Linked DNA regions of Homo sapiens: region 1 is linked to region 2. The links are chromatin contacts, found by Hi-C or POLR2A ChIA-PET in ENCODE. All regions are on one chromosome and are shown on one strand. Each heading gives the region's core, a stretch centred on a gene start or an enhancer-like site at or near the end of the contact. The rest is flanking DNA. Distances are from core to core; before and after follow the strand shown. Region 1 overlaps LOC105371912 (a long non-coding RNA gene). Region 2 holds the start of AFMID (arylformamidase).

What was found. Hi-C counts contacts between places; a loop is a spot of excess contacts on that map. ChIA-PET counts read pairs that join two places held with the same protein, here RNA polymerase II (POLR2A). Pooled maps may share reads with other maps.
Region 1: a loop to region 2 is called in a map of endothelial cell of hepatic sinusoid, with 14 times the contacts of the local background. The contact joins the enhancer-like site here to the promoter of AFMID in region 2. A Hi-C loop is called at or near these places in 1 of 168 maps with a recorded cell type or tissue (endothelial cell of hepatic sinusoid) and 4 of 50 pooled maps. POLR2A ChIA-PET finds 5 or more read pairs at or near these places in 4 of 52 experiments (HepG2, K562, Panc1 and 1 more).

The regions. Positions count from the first base shown.
Region 1 is chr17:78,335,851-78,339,622 of GRCh38, reverse strand. All of the region lies in intron 1 of LOC105371912 (a long non-coding RNA gene), which reads right to left. Among named protein-coding and RNA genes, the nearest start is that of SOCS3, 22 kb to the left of the region's middle. RefSeq lists a silencer at 531-640. Within about 2 kb of position 1,987, at least 8 of the 41 ENCODE cell types and tissues checked have a DNase peak (open chromatin) inside an H3K27ac peak, as active enhancers do.
Region 2 is chr17:78,185,509-78,189,067 of GRCh38, reverse strand. AFMID (arylformamidase) reads right to left here and starts at 1,706. Exons shown (of 11, transcript NM_001010982.5): 1 at 1,635-1,706. The coding sequence starts at 1,697. It overlaps TK1 (thymidine kinase 1), which reads left to right and starts at 2,016. Exons shown (of 7, transcript NM_003258.5): 1 at 2,016-2,139; 2 at 2,250-2,281. The coding sequence starts at 2,074. RefSeq lists a silencer at 1,724-1,863.

The sequences.
Region 1 (3,772 bases), core at 738-3,237, 150 kb before region 2:
AGCTACTCAGGAGGCTGAGGCATGAGAATTGCTTGAACCCAGGAGGCAGAGGTTGCAGTAAGCTGAGATCGTGCCACTGCACTCCAGCCTGGGTGACAGAGTGAGACTCCATCTCAAAAAAAAAAAAAAAAAAAGTTATCACACTAATACATTGTATTACATGTGTACTAAATATATAGCTATCCTCAAGGAAAATTAATAAAATATTGAACTCATCCCCATGCCCAGTCCAACTAACTCAGTTCACTGCCCAGAAAAATAAATATTATCCACAAGTGGCTACTAATTCTTTAATTAACTAGATAGCTGAATTGAATAGTTTTATTTATAACTTGGATTATTGCTGTAGAATACGGGTTAAAAGGTTTGGCAAGAGCTACCCAAACTTGGGATGGAAATCTGCTGAGAGGAGCCTAGTCTGCTGAGAGAGAGAGAAAGAAAGTACCATTCAAATATGAGCCCAGGGAGAGGCAGGAAACCACTTTCTCCCCAGGACTCTGTACTACAATCTTTCAGGGCGTGCTGGACAGGTGAGGGGAAACCTAAACGCGCCAATGCCCTCCTTCATGAATAAGTAACAGCCGCCCAGTGCTTTGACTCATTCGTCAATAGAGAGTTCACTTCCTGACAAAGAAGCCAGCGCCTTCACACTCACATGTAAGTGACGGAGTAATCAATTGACGATTAATTACAGAGGAAGTTACCAGGAATATAGAATTGCTCTATCAAAATTCAGCGGCTAAGGCAGTATTTTTCAGGTGTGCTTCTGTTATGGAGATCAGACCTGCAGCTGAAATAAACCAGAGTGGTGGTGTTTCCTGAAAGAATATGTCTGCTCAATCTTGGGGGGCTTCCAGTTGGGGGGGGGAGCCTGGGAAGACTGGGTCAGATCCTGGTGTCATCATCCTCCGACTAGGCTGTCATTGTGTCATCTGTAAAACGAGGATGCTGACCTCTACAGAGGGCTCTGGTGAGGTCCCTGGGTTCCTGGCCTGACACATAGTGGGGGCTCAACTGGAGATTCTTCCTTCTCCTGTCACCTGCTCACCAGCACCCCCCTCTGACTGCCCCCAAACCCACTCCTCAATTCTGGAGTTGAAAGGAACCTTACAAGGCTGGTTTCTTTTACAGATGGGTACTTTGACAGACTTGGGTAATTGGGTAAAAGTCAGAGATCTCAATTTCTTTTTTAAGAGACAGGGTCAGCTGGACATGGTGGCTCATGCTTGTAATCCCAGGAATTTGGGAGGCTGAGGCAGGTGGATCACCTGTTCAAGACCAGCCTGGCCAACATGGTGAAACCCCATCTCTACTAAAATTACAAAAATTAGCCAGGCGTGGTGGCTTGCATCTGTAGTCCCAGCCACTGGGGAGATCTGAGGCAGGAGAATTGCTTGAACCCGGGAGGCGGAAGTTGCAGTGAGCCAAGATTGAGCCACTGCACTCCAGCCTGGGCGACAGAGCAAGACTCCATCTCAAGCAAAAAAGAGACAGGGTCTCACTTTGTCACCCAGGCTGGAGTGCAATGGTGTGATCATAGCTCACTGCAGTCTCAACCTCCTGAGTTCAAGTGATCCCCCAACCTCAGCCTCTCAAGTAGCTAGAACCACAGGTGTGCACTACCACGCCTGGCTGATTTTAATTTTTTTGCAGAGACGGGGGTCTCACTATGTTGCCCAGGCTGGTCTTGAACTCCTGGCCTTAAGTGATCCTCCGGCTTCGGCCTTCTGAAGTGCTGGGATTACAGGCATGAGCCACTGCACCCACCCAGTGATCTCATTTCTGAACAGGGAAGGGGCAGAGGGCCCACACAGGGAGTAGGGTTGGGGTAGAGTGAGAAGGGAAAGGAGAAGGGGAAGGTGACTGGGAATTCTCACCCATTCTCACTTCTGCTTTGTGGGTTAGAAACACTGAGCTGCCTCATCCTCCTGTCTCTGAACTTCCTTCACAGCCCATTGGGCCATTTGCATATGTCTCGTTGAAATTCCGGATCACGGCGTCACTGCCTCCTCCCCATGGCCCCCAGAGGGTGACCGGAGCATCACTAGGAGCCAAAGAATGGGGATGAGCAGTGCGGGGTAGTGTTGACCGCCCCAACTTTCCCATGGTGACTCACTCTTATTCAATAGACAGACCATTTTCCTAGAATGTTGCAACAGGGGTATTAGGGTTTTTCCAGAGCTTTCCACTCTCGATTACCCAACCCTGAGCCCCTCGCGTGGAACTCGAGGTGATCCCCGCTAGTGAGGGCTGGACATTTGCCTCTGGCCTTGGCATCCCCTTCATCTTGAACTTTCTCAAGGGGCAGAGCCAGCCTCCCGAGATGGGTTCTGTGCACCCCGGTTGTGCCCGCAGTAGGCTCCTGGACTGTTTTTCTTTCTTAATACATATTTGTTTAATGGATGGGATGACTGGAAATTACTTATCCCTGACGAAGAAACAGGAAGGCAAACAGTTTTACATTTCTTTTTACAAAAACTGTCTTGAGTTTTACCCTGTTCGTCTTTCTTCACTTTAGATTGTGAAGTTTCCAACTCTAACTCCTAAAAATCTTAGTGGAGAGATTCTAAACCCTTCGAGGGTGAGATCAAATCTCCTTCCTCCTTTCTCTCCCCAATCCCTGGTTCATAGTTATGTACTAGGTGCTTAATAGATCTTATTGTATTGGATTATTTTAAAAGTCATTATTTTATACAAAAGATTAGCTGTGCATAGTGGTGGGCGCCTGTAATCCCAGCTATTTGGGAGGCTGAAGCAGGAGAATCACTTGAACCCAAGAGGAGGAGGTTGCAGTGAGCCTGAGATCATGCCATTACGCTCCAGCCTGAGCAACAGAGTGAGACTCCATCTCAAAAAGAAAAAAAAAAAAGTTATTATTTTAAAAGTCAGCCGCTTATAGAGTCAGGCGTGTTAGGTATCATCAATGAAGCCTGGGCTGAGTTCAGGAATCCCGAACCTGTTTGGGTGCATTTGAGCTGATTGCCTTGTCAAAAAGTTCAGTAATGGCTCTGGCAAACTATGGCTTTGCGAGAGTTGGTGGAGGGGATTATAATGGTCTTTATTCCAAGGGAAAGTCTACTGCTTGAGCAGGGCACACCGGCTGGTGCCTGTAGTTCCAGGTACTCAGGAGGCCGAGGCAGGAGGATCACTTGAGCCCAGGACTTCAAGGCTGCAGTGAGTGAGCTACGATCAAGTCAATCCACTGTAGCCTGGGTGACAGAGCCAGACCCTGTCTCTCTGTCTTTCTCTCTCTTTTTTTGGGGGGGTGGGGCGGGATGGGATCTGGCTCTGTAGCCCAGGCTGGAGTGCAGTGGCAGGATCTCGGCTCACTACAACCTCCATCTCCCGATGGCGGTCTGGCCAGATGGGGTCTGGCTTTGTCACCCAGGCTGGAGTGCAGTGGCTTCATCTCTACTCACTGCAACCTCCATCAAGTGGTTCTCCTGCCTCAGCCTCCCTAGTAGCTGGGATTACAGGCGTGAGCCACCATGCCCGACCTAAGACCCTGTGTCTTAAATTTTTTTTTAAGTCTATTGTTTGAACCCCAGGAAAGGAATTTCATTGTGGGGTCACTCTTCATACAGGATGATTCCCTGTGAGTTTATAATAGCTCAGGAAGAGATACTGGAAATTATCACATAGGTACCCTATACTTTAGGGGAAATTTCTCCAAAAAGAAATGCTGGCCAAAAAAAGAAAGCTGTAGGTTCTAAAAAGGAAAATGGTAAGGTAGACCAAAAAAAATCCACAATTCAGACAATTCAATCACAAA
Region 2 (3,559 bases), core at 457-2,956:
GATTCAGTTTCCTGACTGGTAGAAGGTATCTATCCAGGCCCGGCACAGTGGCTCACACCTGTAATCTCAGCACTTTGGGAGGCCGAGGCGGGTGGATCACTTGAGGCCAGGAGTTCAAGACCAGTCTGTCCAACATGGCGAAACCCCATCTCTATTAAAAATACAAAAATTGGCCAGGCGCAGTGGCTCATGCCTGTAAACCCAGCACTTTGGGAGGCCAAGGGGGGCGGATCATGAGGTCAGGAGTTGGAGACCATCCTGGCTAACACAGTGAAACCCCATCTCTACTAAAAATACAAAAAAATTAGCCGGGCATGGTTGCGGGCGCATGTAGTCCCAGCTACTCAGGAGGCTGAGGCCGGAGAATGGCGTGAACCCTGGAAGAAGAGGTTGCAGTGAGCCCAGATCGCGCCACTGCACTCCAGCCTGGGCGATAGAGCGAGACTCTGTCTCAAAAGAAAAAAAAAAAAAATTAGCCAGGCATGTAGTACCAGCTACAGTGTGCCTGTAATCCCAGCCACTCGGGAGGCTGAGGCAGGAGAATCACTTGAACCCGGGAGGTAGAGGTTGCAGTGAGCCGAGATCATGCCACTGCACTCCAGCCTGGGTGACTGAGCGAGACTGTGTCTCAAAAAAAGAAGGCATGTATCCAAATCACAAGGTTAAAAGAGATAAAGCATGCGAGTAAAATAAAGCAAGCCAGTCAGTGTGGGTTGCTTCTTCCTCCCAGTGAAGGAGCTCTTTGTCAGAGGTCCTTGGATCTGTCCAATCTGTACCTGGAAAGGTTATTACCTGTAGGATCCTTACAGCCACACCTGGCACACTCTGTGATCACTACCACCATCTTTGTTGCTATTATTTATGATCATGATTATACAATGGGTTTCTTTTCTTTCTTTCTTTTTTTTTTTGAGCCACCGCACCCGGCCTGTATGTTTCTAACCTTCACAACCCCAATGTAAATACCAGCTGTTCTGAATCCTTCAGCCTGTGCCACATAAGCACAGACCCAAAAACATTGTGTAACCTCAGATCAAGGTCCAGAACTTTGTCCCCTAACCTCCTGCGGGTCTATGGATTTTTTTTTTTTTTTTTTTTTTTTTTTTTGAGACTAAGTCTTGGTCTATCGCCCAGCCTTCCAGGCTGGAGTACAAATGGCATGATCTCGGCTCACTGCAACCTCCACCTCCTGGGTTCAAGCGATTCTCCTGTCTCAGCCTCCCCAGTAGCTGGGATTACAGAGGTACATCACCACGCCCGGCTAATTTTTGTATTTTTAGTAGAAACGGGGTTTCACCATGTTGGCCAGGCTGGTCTCGAACTCCTGACCTCGTGATCCGCCAAAAGTGCTAGGATTACAGGTGTGAGCCGCCACGCCTGGCAGGGTCTACGGATATTATTAGCATAGTCAGGACTTCAATTTTCTTTATCCTGAAAACCAGGTTAACAAAAATCCTTAGGAGAAGGTAAAATACACCATGGTGCTCAAGCACTGGGGACCTGGCACGCACTAGGCGCTCTGCATGCCCACAGGAGTGCTCTAGACGGCTTCTAAGCTTCCTTCTTGGAATTCCAATCTAATAAATGAGCTAACTCCGCCCCAGCCCCTTAGTCCCTCCCTGCAATCCACCTACCTCTGCAGACATCTTCTTCCAAGGAACCTTGCTTGGGAAACCCACACCAGACACATCCATCATGGCGTCTACAGCCGCATGGGCGTGCGTCCCTCTGTTTATATGGCCAGAGCCCCGCCTCGCTCCGCCCCTTTAAACTTGGTGGGCGGACCGAGGCGGGGCTCAGACCAGGCCCCACCCCGATCAGCCACGTCCATCGCCCTGATTTCCAGGCCCTCCCAGTCCCTGGGCGCACGTCCCGGATTCCTCCCACGAGGGGGCGGGCTGCGGCCAAATCTCCCGCCAGGTCAGCGGCCGGGCGCTGATTGGCCCCATGGCGGCGGGGCCGGCTCGTGATTGGCCAGCACGCCGTGGTTTAAAGCGGTCGGCGCGGGAACCAGGGGCTTACTGCGGGACGGCCTTGGAGAGTACTCGGGTTCGTGAACTTCCCGGAGGCGCAATGAGCTGCATTAACCTGCCCACTGTGCTGCCTGGCTCCCCCAGCAAGACCCGGGGGCAGATCCAGGTGCGGGGGCCAGCCCTGCGCGTGGCTGGGGATGAGGTGGTCGTGGTGATAGCCTGTGTCCAGGCATCCGCGCAGGGCGGGCCCTCAAATGACCTCACCTTCTCTCCTAGGTGATTCTCGGGCCGATGTTCTCAGGAAAAAGGTAATGGCTTCGCGGGGCTGGGGTGGAGCTCCTTCCTCTTCTCCGGGGACCCCTTGTCCCGTCCCTCCCCTCCCCTTCCCTCCCCTCCCCTCCCCTCCCCTTCCCTTCCCTCCCCTTCCCTTCCCCTAGAAGGACCAGCACAGCCTCCTACAGCTCCCGCCTGGGGTGCTCCTCCCTTGAATTCAGTCCAGGAGGAAGTCTCTGCCCTCTTCTGCCCAGGCCAAGCCCCTCGTCCTGTGTGGACGCCACTCCCTCCTGGAGCTGGTGACAGCTGCTTACAGCTTAGCTGTCTTCCCCACCAAGTCCTCTGAGAAGGTGGCAACCAGTTGTGTCCCCTGTAGGCCAGGCCTTTTTGTACACCCCTATTCAATGTGGCTGTTTCCTTCTAAGGCCAAGGAAACGTAGTCGCTTTCTAAACCAAGGAGTCTGAAGCCGTGGAGCCTCTGCTCTCCTGAGGTGATAGAACCATTCCCTGACCCGGGTGGGGCTAGTGAGTTTCTTGAGTAAACTACCCACGCACCATTCTTTTTGTTTTGTTTTTGTTCTTCTAGAGGTAGGATCTTGCTATGTTGCCCAGGCTGGTCTCAAACTCCTGGGCTCAAGCAATTCTCTCACCTCAGCCTCCCAAGTAGCTGGGACTACAGGCGTGCACCCCCCCGCCTCCACCCAGCTAATTTTATTTTATTTTTATAGAGCTGGGGTCTTGCTATGTTGCCCAAGCTGGTCTTGAACTCCTGGTCTCAAGCAATCCTCCTACTTCAGCATCCCAAAGTGCTGGGATTACAGATGTTAGCCACCATGCCCTGCCCCAACATTCTTTTATGGCCCTGGGGATCACTTCAGCTCAAACCCCTTGCTCAGGAAGATGTGGCTCAGAGTTGGACTTCTTGGACCCAGAAGCAAGTGCTTTTGACGCTGCACACAAAGACTTTCTGAAATTAATTTAGAAAAGCTGTATGCCAGGTGTGGTGGCCCACGCCTTTAATCCCAGCGCTTTGGAAGGCTGAGGTGCGTTGATCACTTGAGGTTAGGAGTTTGAGACCACCCTGGTCAACGTGGTAAAACCCCATCTCTACTGAAAAAAAAAACCAAAAATTATCTGGGCATGGTGGCAGCCTCCTGTAATCCCAGCTACTCGGGAGGTTGAGGCAGGAGAATCTCTTGAACCCGGAAGGCAGGGGTTGCAGTGAGCTGAGATCGCTCCACTGCACTCTAACCTAGGCAACAGAGCGAGACTCCACCCCAAAAAGAAAGAAAGAAAAACTCTGAACTCTGGGA